Regions from separate parts of the Homo sapiens genome. Here region 2 is linked to region 1. Evidence: chromatin contacts called from ENCODE Hi-C or POLR2A ChIA-PET data. All regions are on one chromosome and are shown on one strand. Each heading gives the region's core, a stretch centred on a gene start or an enhancer-like site at or near the end of the contact. The rest is flanking DNA. Distances are from core to core; before and after follow the strand shown.

The links. A loop is a pair of places that touch in the nucleus more often than their neighbours do. ChIA-PET counts read pairs that join two places held with the same protein, here RNA polymerase II (POLR2A). Pooled maps may share reads with other maps.
Region 2: a map of posterior vena cava shows a loop between it and region 1 (28-fold over the local background). The contact joins two enhancer-like sites. A Hi-C loop is called at or near these places in 1 of 168 maps with a recorded cell type or tissue (posterior vena cava) and 5 of 50 pooled maps. POLR2A ChIA-PET finds 5 or more read pairs at or near these places in 1 of 52 experiments (activated CD8-positive, alpha-beta memory T cell).

What each region holds. Positions count from the first base shown.
Region 1 is chr13:98,249,063-98,254,683 of GRCh38, reverse strand. The region is part of intron 2 of FARP1 (FERM, ARH/RhoGEF and pleckstrin domain protein 1); the gene reads right to left. Among named protein-coding and RNA genes, the nearest start is that of MIR3170, 43 kb to the right of the region's middle. Within about 2 kb of position 1,308, at least 6 of the 41 ENCODE cell types and tissues checked have a DNase peak (open chromatin) inside an H3K27ac peak, as active enhancers do.
Region 2 is chr13:98,664,077-98,669,587 of GRCh38, reverse strand. No RefSeq gene overlaps it. Among named protein-coding and RNA genes, the nearest start is that of SLC15A1, 86 kb to the left of the region's middle. Within about 2 kb of position 4,152, at least 2 of the 41 ENCODE cell types and tissues checked have a DNase peak (open chromatin) inside an H3K27ac peak, as active enhancers do.

The DNA.
Region 1 (5,621 bases), core at 59-2,558:
ATGGCTAGGCTATTTCTGCTGAGGCTGAATCTGAATGTGTAAACAGCTGGCCAGGCTACACCGCCATGCATTTGGCTTAAATCACATTCTGCACCTACAGCAACACAGGCAGAAGGATACACTTCTCATCAGTAGACTCTCCACAAATACAACAGACACAATTCTTCGTGCTCATGATCACTGGGATAGAATACCCACTTTTTATTGAGCACCTACTAGATGCCCAAAACTGTCTGATCATTTTACATGTGTTATCTAGTCATTTTGCAGGCACCATTATTAACACACAAGGAGAGAGATACTATTCTCATCCACACTTTACAGATGATATAACTGGCACTCACTAAAGTTAAGAAATTTGTTCAGAATCCCATAGTTTTTAAGAGCGGAGCTAAGAATTAAACTGTCATCTCTCTTCAACTTCAACCTCAAAATCCAAAAATGACACAAACACCAATAATGGCATGTATTAGTGCATCATTATGAGATGAGTATTTGGGAACAAGTGAGGAGAACACTTAGTACTTTTCAGGGACACCCACACACTACCGACTGCCCGCTCAGATTATCACTTTGCCCGGAAACTCAGAGGTCCCATAATGATGGGCAAATGAGTTGGGGTGGTCTCAGAACCCTGAAATGATCACATGCATCAGAAGTACAGAGTGGTATTTTCAAAGCTGTATATAACTATGCGATGAGCCCCACTTTGTGTTATGAAGAGCCAAAACTGCCCATCAGTTTGTTCCAAACCCCACATGGAAAGCATGCATGAAAACTGTCATACACACACAAACAAGACAGTGGATTCTGACCTCAAACCCAGAAATTCTGCCTCCACCCAGGGCGCTCTTCATTACAGCAAACCTAAAACTAACCACATGGCCCAGTTTCCATGAAATGTTTGCTATGAACTGATGCAGCAACTATAAAATAAAAGGCCAAGAGCAGAGCACATCTGGCTGGAAACATCTGGGCTGGAAACCGAGCTCAACGATGACTTAGCGGTGCGACCTTGGATGAACGCAGCAAAGCCCACAGCAGTCTACACTTCCTACTTTGTAAGTGATGTGTTGTTATAAATACATCATCTCGCTTAATCCTCACAACCACCTTTTGAGGTGGAGACCATCATCCTCATTTCACAAATGGTGAAACCCAGGCCATAGTTTAAAAGTGGCAGAGGCAGGCAGGGTCCAAATCCAGTTTTTGTCTCACATCAAAGTCTTTGATCTGAGTCTCAGTTTCTTCACTGATAAGCCAGATTGGGATATCTGACTCATGCGGTTGCTATGGGCATTTCCTGCGAGAGCATCAGGAAAATCCTCTGCAACAGCACTCAGTCAACGGCAGCTACTGAGACTTTTATTACCAATCACTGGCGTCATCTTCTGCAGCCCCAGCAGTGGGTTAAGAGAAATAAAAGGCTAAACTCAGGACTACTTGCCAACAAGCATTTAACAGCATTCCTTAATGCTTCAGATTAATTTTCATCTCCCTCAACACCCTTTTTAAAGATCAGAAACTTAACATTTTTCCTTGCTGGACAAACTTGGCTTGAACATTGCTTTCGTCGCAGACTAAATCAACATACAGCTATTAATGCACCACACTCCCTACTTTGAGTATGGGTGCCACCAAGGTTCTCTCCAACCTTTGGAATTCTACGCAGTCATAGCTAAGTAGCTAGTTTTGTTTTGATAAAAGCTACTTTAAAATCTCAGGGGCCTATGCTTGCCAAAATCAAGTTGAAAAATGTTGGTGTCAAACAATTTGGAAGTATTTTTCTAAAAATAACACCCTGAGAATCTGAGGCAGATATATTTTCCTCTGAAGTATACATGATCACCGGGGCTCACTGGGTCGCTGACTTGAATGTTAGAGCAGGATAATAGATAATCTTCCTTAAAGAACAACACTGGACACTTTCTTTGACATTGACTTACATCCAATTTCAGGTCCTGGGAAGGCACAGGCAACTAAGTGGGTGGGTATTAAAGACAAAGGTCTTCAATAAATGTTTAAAGAACACAGTACAGAGATACCTGGCATTTTGGAGGGCACATTCTACAGCAGCCTGTGAGAGGAAATCTCAGCATTTGGTAGCATCCATGAGGGTCAAGCCAGACCATCTGCCACCAGGGCACTCCTGTCCATTAGCTGGGCCATTGTTGGCTTGTCTTTGAGGTACAAGTCAAAGTAATGTGAAAAAGTCATCTTCACTCTGTGTTGGGGTCGGTTTTAATTTTAATAAATGAAAATATGCAGGTAATGAACGTTCTATTGAACCTACCCAAGAACATGAATGTGAACCTGACAAGAGCCACGCTGAAGTCTTAAAGTTATTGAGTCACATCACATGCACTGATATTCTTTTAGTCTTATGAGTCTCACATTGAATAGTCAGGAAGTCTGAACAGTCAAAATGCAAATGGGCATTTTGAAAAATTCATCTGATAATAAAGTCATTATAACTCTAATCTCCTAATATGCTAATATAATACATATTATTAACATTGTTGTTAAATACATATATAGGTGGGCACGGTGGCTCACGCCTGTAATCCCAGCACTTTGGGAGGCCGAAGAGGGCAGATCACTTGAAGTCAGGAGTTTGAGACCAGGTTGGCCAACATAGTGAAACCCTGTCTCTACTAAAAATACAAAAAATAACCGGGCATGGTGGCAGGATCCTGCAATCCCAGCTCTTCAGGAGGCTGACGCAGGAGAATCGCTTGGACCCAGGAGGCGGAGACTGCATTGAGCCAAGATTGCGTCACTGCACACCCTGGGCAACAGAGTGAATGAGACACCATCTCAAAATACACACATACATACATACATACAATTAGCTATATTACTATCCAATCTGCTATCTTTTTATGGTTTATCATGGACTTTATCAAATTGCGTGATGCCAACAGGTGATGCTGGAGGGCTTTGGTAGTTGTTTGTCCTCCCTCTTCCCTAATGGGGACTTTTTTTTCTTTTTTTTTTTTTTGAGATGGAGTCTCACTCTGTCACTCAGGCTGGAGTGCAATGGCGTGATCTCAGCTTACTGCAACCTCCACCTCCCGGGTTCAAGCCATTCTCCTGCCTCAGCCTCCCAAGTAGCTGGGATTACAGGTGTGCGCCACCATGCCCAGCTAATTTTTGTATTTTTAGTAGAGGTGGGGTTTCACCATGTTGGCCAGGCTGGCCTCAAATTCCTGACCTCAAGTGATCCACCCGCCTCAGCCTCCCAAAGTGCTGGGATTACAGGCGTAAGAATACCATGCCCGGCCCCCAGTGGGGACTTTCTATTAAGCAAATAAAGTCGTCTATATCTCTTGCATAAAACCATCCTGAGAGTGCACAGGGCCTAGAATCCTAGACAAGGAGGCAGAAGATATGAACTGTGGCCCCGCCTTAGCCACCGTCTAACTGAATGAACTTGGACAAAGCACCTGTTTGAGCCTCACTTCTTTCTTTGAGAAATGGGCATCCAGGTCTTCCAGTTCTAACAGCTGTCCACTTAACTTCATGGTTCAACAATAAGATTTAATATTCTTTATGATTCAAATGTACACACATGTATGTGCCTTATTCATATATTAGAAATCGTCATTTTTCTAAGAATAAACATATTTATGTATTCACAAGTTCATAAACATCTATGAAGTCCCTGCTATGTGCCAAGCACTGTGCTCGAGCCTAGGACAGATCAAAGACCAGGGGCCACACAATCCCTCTCCTTACAGCTAAGTGGGGAAGACAGGCACTGAACCAGTAATTTACAAACCAAATCATGCAGTGGTTTAGAATTACACACATGTGTTAAACTATAAAAAGAGGCAGATGAGTGACCAACACAGAATTTAGGCTGGGATTACTTCTTAAGGGATGGGGGTTAAAAGTCTTCAGAGAGTGGCCCATACTGGTAGTGTTATATATTTTTTTCTTTTTCCTTTTCTTTTTTTTTTTGAGACAGAGTCTTGCTCTGTCGCCCAGGCTAGAGTGCAGTGGTGTGATCTCGGCTCACTGCAACCTCTGCCTCTCGGGTTCAAGCGATTCTCCTGCCTCAGCCTCCCAAGTAGCTGGGATTACAGGCACCTGCCACCATGCCCAGCTAATTTTTGTATTTTTAGCAGAGATGGGGTTTCACCATGTTAGCCACGCTGGTCTCAAACTCTTGACCTCGTGATCCACCCGCCTCGGCCTCCCAAAGTGCTGGGATTATAAGTGTGAGCCACCGTGCCCGGCCCTCATATTTTTATTTGTTAAACTATACTTACACTTTTTATAGCCTCTTTTGTAAATATGCCATATTTCACAATTTAAAGTTTTGACAGATTATGTGAGAAAGAAACAAATCATGTACAAACCCAAAAGACTGGCATTATTGTACCTTTCTTTAGAACCTAAACCATTCAAAACACATATGGTTTCAGATTTTAACATCATTATTTTGTGACTTGAGATGGCATTTTAAAGAATGACAGACTCAGTTTTGCAGGTTTTTAAATCCCACATTTCTTTTCAAAGTGTCTGTGTTTCTCCGATTAAGTCACTGGGCCACCCCAATGTTTGGTGTTCAGAAATCATTGGTGAATCTCACGAGTAAATTTAAAGCGATGTATTTTCTCATACATATAAAATCATCTATTTTCTCTTTTATTAAATGCCTATCCTTTCCAAGGCTTAAAAGATTGAAAACTTAAAAATTAGGTTTTCAAAACAGGTCAACAATCTAAACCCTGATGAATTTTGAAGATTTCCAAAAGAAATTTGGGGAAGGAGCTGTCAAACATCGCATATGTAACTGAAGGGAGAGAGGTGGGGAACCAGACTGTTCATTTGCCCCTGGAATTTCATGTTGTCAATACCACCACGGGGAACCATCACTAAGAAACGGTATGGCCTCAGGTTTCCGTCTGTCTTTTTTCTTCTATAATGCTCAAAGACAGGTGTAAACACAAGGCCTGTGTGATATTTCTTTGGGAGATGTACATCTTGTTACCTTCCTGCCTCCCCGAGACATAGGCCTGAGTGACATTAATCATTCCAATAGCCAAACAATTTCTGTGTCATCAATGGGCCATTAGCTGGGTGAAGAACATGGTGGGGAAACACAAGACTTCTGCCAAAATATCTCTGTTGCCACAAGGAAAAAGTAAAACAGTAAGCAGACCAGAAGTTCTTTTTAATGATGTATTCCTCAAGCAAAAATCAGACCTCTTCCCTCAATAATGGGCTGTAACACTCTTGCAAAAAAGCGTCTATCTTACAAGAGTTTAAGTTCTTACCATGTCACATAAAAGAAGTATCGTATCATTAAAAATTTTATGTTCCCAAAAAAGTTCACCAAGTACATTAACAAGGAGCTATACTTGCAATATTTCCAAAGGCAAAGTTGTAACAGTAAAATAATTCAATTAAAGCATCACAAAAGATACCTGAAAATTCCTATTCGTCTAAATGAGCACCCATGGGTGCTCACTTAGTTGAAATACAGTCGATTCTCATTATTTGCTGTAGTTGCACTCTACATGGTCACCACTGAACTAGGGAACACTGAACTGTTGCGTCTAGGAGAAATACAAGATTAGATTCTGAGATCTTCTGTCATATTCTCATCAACT
Region 2 (5,511 bases), core at 2,903-5,402, 410 kb before region 1:
CCAAGATTTGATTCTTAGAAGGGCTATAATTCAGTTGTAATTAATAAGGACCCAGATTACAAAGTCGAGCATGAGACTGGAAAAGAAGAATATTCGACAACGAAGACAGATTTTCCCTCAATCAACTTGTAAAGTTAACACACTCCATATAAAAATACTGGAAGCTTTTGTTTCTTCAATTGATTGATTTCATTTTGGAACTAGATAATTCTAAGTTTACAGGGACAAGTAGACATGGAAAAATGTCAGGAAAACTAAAAAGAAGAGCGTCGAGGAGAGACGACTGTATGAGGCATCAAGGATGGTGGAGAGTGTGATGTTTCGTCCTCTCTCAAGCTAACAAGTTACCCTGCACAGTTTCATGATGCCAGTAGAAGACATGAGATTCCTGGGGAAAGCCACGTGTCCGCATTATCAACATTTTCTTGTGTGGGTTTCCCAGCCCCTGATTCCCATAAGGTGACATAGAATGGGCCAGGGGACACCGGCATGTACTGTGTATTACACTAAGGGAAGGAGCTCTGAGCCTAGGAAAGCCAAATCTTTTACGGTGGGCATAGGCGTGCCTGTCCTTCACTTCAGGGAGCCACCATCTCTATCTTTCAAGGCTGTTTGCCATCTAAATATCCTCATAAAGACAGTCTGGACCAAAGGCATCTTCAGCTCACAAGATGTGGAAAACTGCAAGAGACCCAAAGACAATGGTCTACATCCTCTTTACTTAAAACAGGAAATACAGGTGTATGAAAAGACAAGTAAGCAAATGGAATGGAAGATAAAGATCCAAATGAACTGCAATCATATGGGAATTTAGAATTCGATAAAGCTGTCATATCAAATTGGTGGGAGAAAACATGGACTTTTCAACAAACGATGATAGGAAAGTAGGATAGTTAACCTGGAGCAAAATGAAGTTAGATCCATAGGTCACACTGCACTCAGAATAAGTTCCAAATGAAGCAAAGATTTAAATATTTAAAAAATGAAATACTTTGGAATTATATACGTCAAAGTAATAATTGTGTATACCATACCACTGGGAAACAGTGAAAGTTTGACAGGGGTAATGCTTAGTTTTATGTGTCAACTTGGCTGGGTTAAATATTTGCTGAAACACCAGAATGTGGCCGTGAAGGTCTTTTTTATATGAGCTAAACATTTAAATCAGCAGACTTTGAGCAAAGTAGATTATCCTTCCTAATGGGGGAGGGGGGCCATCCAATCAGCAGAAGGCCTGAAGAGAAAGACTAAGGTCCGCTGAGGAAAAAGGAAATCCTACCTTCAGACTGTCTTCAGACACAAGCTGCAACATCTCCTCTTCCCTGGGCCACCAACCTGCCAGCTCTGCAAATCTTGGACTCAACAGCTTCCACAGTTGCAGGAGCCACTTAAACTAAATCAGTCTCTGTCTCTGTGCACGCGCACACACACACGCACATGGACACACACACGCACACATGCACACATCCTATTGGTTCTGTTTCTCTGGAGAACCTTGACTAATACAATGGGGCACAGGATGTATCTCAAAGCCTATCCCTACAATTAATTTATTAATTGCAATGGGAAAAAAGGGAACTTTGTAGTGGAGAGACCGGGAGGGTACTGTCTTACCTGAGTGATCAGCAGTAATGGGACACGCTGACATCACATGCCTCCTAATGCATTGCACTGAGAAGGATCCAACATCATTTATGTAGAAACCCTGCCACAAATGAACAACCTGATTCTAATCAAGAAAGCTGATCATAATCACTAGGAAACAAAGATAAAATGGGGAAATAATCTACAAAGCACATGGCCTGTACCCCTACAAAATGCCAATGTCGTGAAAGACAAATATATATATATATATATAATTGGAGACCAAAACGAAAAGGCTGAGGAACTGGTCTTGATAAAGGAAAGGAAAGACACATGACAACCAAATACAAGTCACAATCCTGGGCTAGATCCTGGATCAGAAAGAAATGTTCTAAAGGACATTACTGGACAGTTGGTTAGATAATAGAAGAGTGTTGTTTTTTGTTTTTTTGTTTTGAGACAAAGTCTCGCTTTGTCACCCAGGCCGGAGTGCAACGGTGCGATCTCGGCTCACTGCAACCTCCGCTTCCCGAGTTCAAGCAGTTCTCCTGCCTCAGCCTCCCAAGTAGTTGGGATTACAGGCATGCGCCACCACACCGGGCTAATTTTTGTATTTTTAGTAGCGACAGGGTTTCATCATGTTGTCCAGGCTGGCCTGGAACTCCTGACCTTGTGATCTGCCCGCCTCAGCCTCCCAAAGTGCTGGGATTATAGGCATGAGCCACTGCGCCTGGGCTAGTAGAAGAGTGTTATTATTCAATCTCCTGACTCTGACTAATTGTACTCTAGTTAGGTAACAGAATGCCTTTGTTCTTATGAGATACTATACTATGAGAGAGAGAGAAAGAGAAAGAAAGAATGAGAGCAAGAAAGCAAACATGTAACAATGGCTAGAATTGGTGTATTCAGGTAAAGATTGTATGAAATTTGTTGAATTCGTTGTACTATGTTTTAGTAGAACAGGCTGGAGTGCAGTGGCACGATCTCGGCTCCCTGCAACCTCCGCCTCTGGGTTCAAGCAATCCTCCCTGCCTCAGCCTCCTGAGTAGCTGGGATTACAGGTGTCCACCACCATGTCTGGCTAATTTTTGTATTTTTTAGTAGAGACGAGGTTTCGCCATGTTGACCAGGCTGATCTTGAACTCCTGACCTCAGGGGATTGCCTGGCTCGGCCTCCCAAAATGCTGGGATTACAGGCATGAGCCACTGAGCCCAGCCTCATTATTCTAGTCTTGTAATTTTTCTGATGCCTGAGATTTTCTTCAGGGTAAAAATTTTGAATGAAAAATGAAAACGTCATCGTAAATTGTTAAATCAAATATTAACAGCATGCTTTGGAAAGACAGACGTAAAAGGATTTCCAATTCATTTAATTCTATGGCAAATATTTCTGAGCATCTCTTCCAGGCATATAATCAAGATGAAGTAAGATATTGTAGCAGTGAGCTTGCCCCCTCCCCATTACCTGCTCTGGCATCTCATGGGGTCCTCAGTCCCATTAACTGATGTCATCAGTGTCAGTTCCAAACCAGGTGTTATCTGGCTTGCTACAAGAGCTATTTTTTAAAATGCCTGTACCTATGATGTATGTTTCTTCCTTTATCTGTTTATTCCAAAGATTTCTTGAATTCCAGTGTATTTTGCGTTAACAGTCTGACCAAGCCTGCTTCTACACTTAATCAATATGGCAGCTGTGCCCTTGCCACAGGGTTTTCAGAGAAAGCCAATACAGGAGCAGAACCTTCTCAATCTAGAGAGTGGGGCTCAGCCAGCCAACAGCCACAGGAAGGGGCCATGCAGTGAGACCAAGGCTTAGACTCTGAGAGATGGAAAGTTCTTTCAGAGAACCTGACAATGGACAGTAGGGGCAGAGCCATGAGCGCAAAGCTTCAAAGGTAGACTTAGGGCATGAGACGAGATCCCAGTGCTAGAGGGACCAAGGCCTCTGGACCAAAGAACTCAGACCAGGAGCAGGACAAGAGGAGGTCCAGGTGCTAAAATGCTAGTACCAACCAGGGCCCTGGGCTCAAAAGAGAAATGCAGCTGTCCCTACCTTTAGAAGAAAAGGAGATTAGTGGAGGGTAAGCTGTAAGACTAATGTCACAAGCTTTTGAGCTCACAACTTCTCCAGCTATTTTGTTTACCCCTTGACCTTTGCCCTCATTGTTCTTCATTGTCCCCACCCCAACCCCTCCACAGACCAGTCATGGAGAGTGAGGGAGAGTCAGCCTGAAGGTCTTTGTGACCACAGGTGCATCAAATGTTTATTTTGGCCAAATGGGAATGGTTGAGTGTTAAATTCAATATTCAGCTGATGCTGAAGCCAAAAATAATCATCAAAGACTAAACCTCTGGGCTACAAAAATAAACCTGAAATTTCATCAAAAATTATTTATTATTTCAATGTTATCAAGAATTTAAGAAGTCAGTTTTTAAATTTTGACGTTTCAACACAAAAGCAATTTCTTTCGTGGCCACAAAACCACATTTTTGTGAGATTTGTCACTCACTTTCCAATAAAGTCAGTGGGGGAGCAAGATTTCTGGGGGATTACCTTTGCCAGGGCAGGCATTGGGGTTGATCATGTTTACCAAGTTATTAAGCTTCCTTTCTTCTCCAAGTGGCAAGCAACAAAGGCAAAGATGTATTTGTTCTTTAACTCCTGAGCTTACTGATTTGATCAATGGCAAAAATACAAGCTCATCAAAGCAATCCCATAAACTAAGACCTGTGCATTGCTTAAAGAATGTGTTTTCTGGGTGTTTTCATTACACATTAATCTGGAATATTTACTCATATCTGCAAGCAAGTATTCAGGTATAATAATTAACCTGAACAGCATTCATCACTACATTGATTAGACTTAATGGTAACCTAGGTACATGAGGTCAGGATGTCCAAAAAAGCAATGAAGTTTGCTGTCAGACACTCTAAAGGCAATCCTAACCACAAAGCTGAATGACAGACTTTGGCCAAATGCACAGGCTAAATGAAACTTCCTTGCTTCCTTATCTGCTACCAGATGCTTTTCAAGGTTTTCAAAGGTTTCCCGGTCTTTCCACTGAACAGTTTTCAGGAATATGAGAGATACAGAATTCAGACCACATGGCAAATGACTCCCAAGGGTCCCTGGTCACTGCCAGGAACACTTAAGCATCCCTGGGGATGCATGGCTCAAACCCCACAGGTTGCCACATTTGTTCAGTCTGTTGGGGCATACAGAGGCAGAATCTATCCTAAATCCATACCATCTAGAGTAGTGTCCAATGCAGAGTTGGCCATCAATACATTTTTGTTAAAAGGAATCAACAAGTGAATGAATGTATGGTCGGTAGAATGTGGCAATGTTGATATTTCATTTAAGAGAAGACCAGCAGTTATCCACCTTGAAAACATCAGGCAATGACCTGTCTGGAGGCAGAGGATTTGAATTTGTGATTTATTTGCCTTTTTTTTTTGACATTTGATTGTTTTGTTAGAAACCCACCAAATAGATGCCTGAGGCTTTGAGGGAATGTTTTAGAAACAGTAGAACACCCACTCCACTCAGAGCTCCAGAAGCCATAGGGAGGACAGGGGCTGCAGTTCCAGAAAGGACTAGATTGGGAAAAGATGACTTGGAAGGGAAACAAAAGAACATCAACGTGTAGCAGCCGCGACTCCCTGGCAGGTTCCTCCTCTGCGTAGGTGTCAGTGCCCGAGCCACCCGTGGAGCAGGCTTCTTTAGTCACAGTTGAACATCTCTGACTCACCACCTGACATGGGTTGTGCTCGTATTTTCCATTATAGAAACTGTATCTGGTGAGTCAGGACCAGAGAGAAACGTGAGACTTGTGGAGGTGTCAGAGGCATTCGAACCACAGCGACTCCATCTTGAGTGAGGGCTGGAAAATGAGGCTGGGGCTTGCTGGGCTGTTTTCCCAGAGA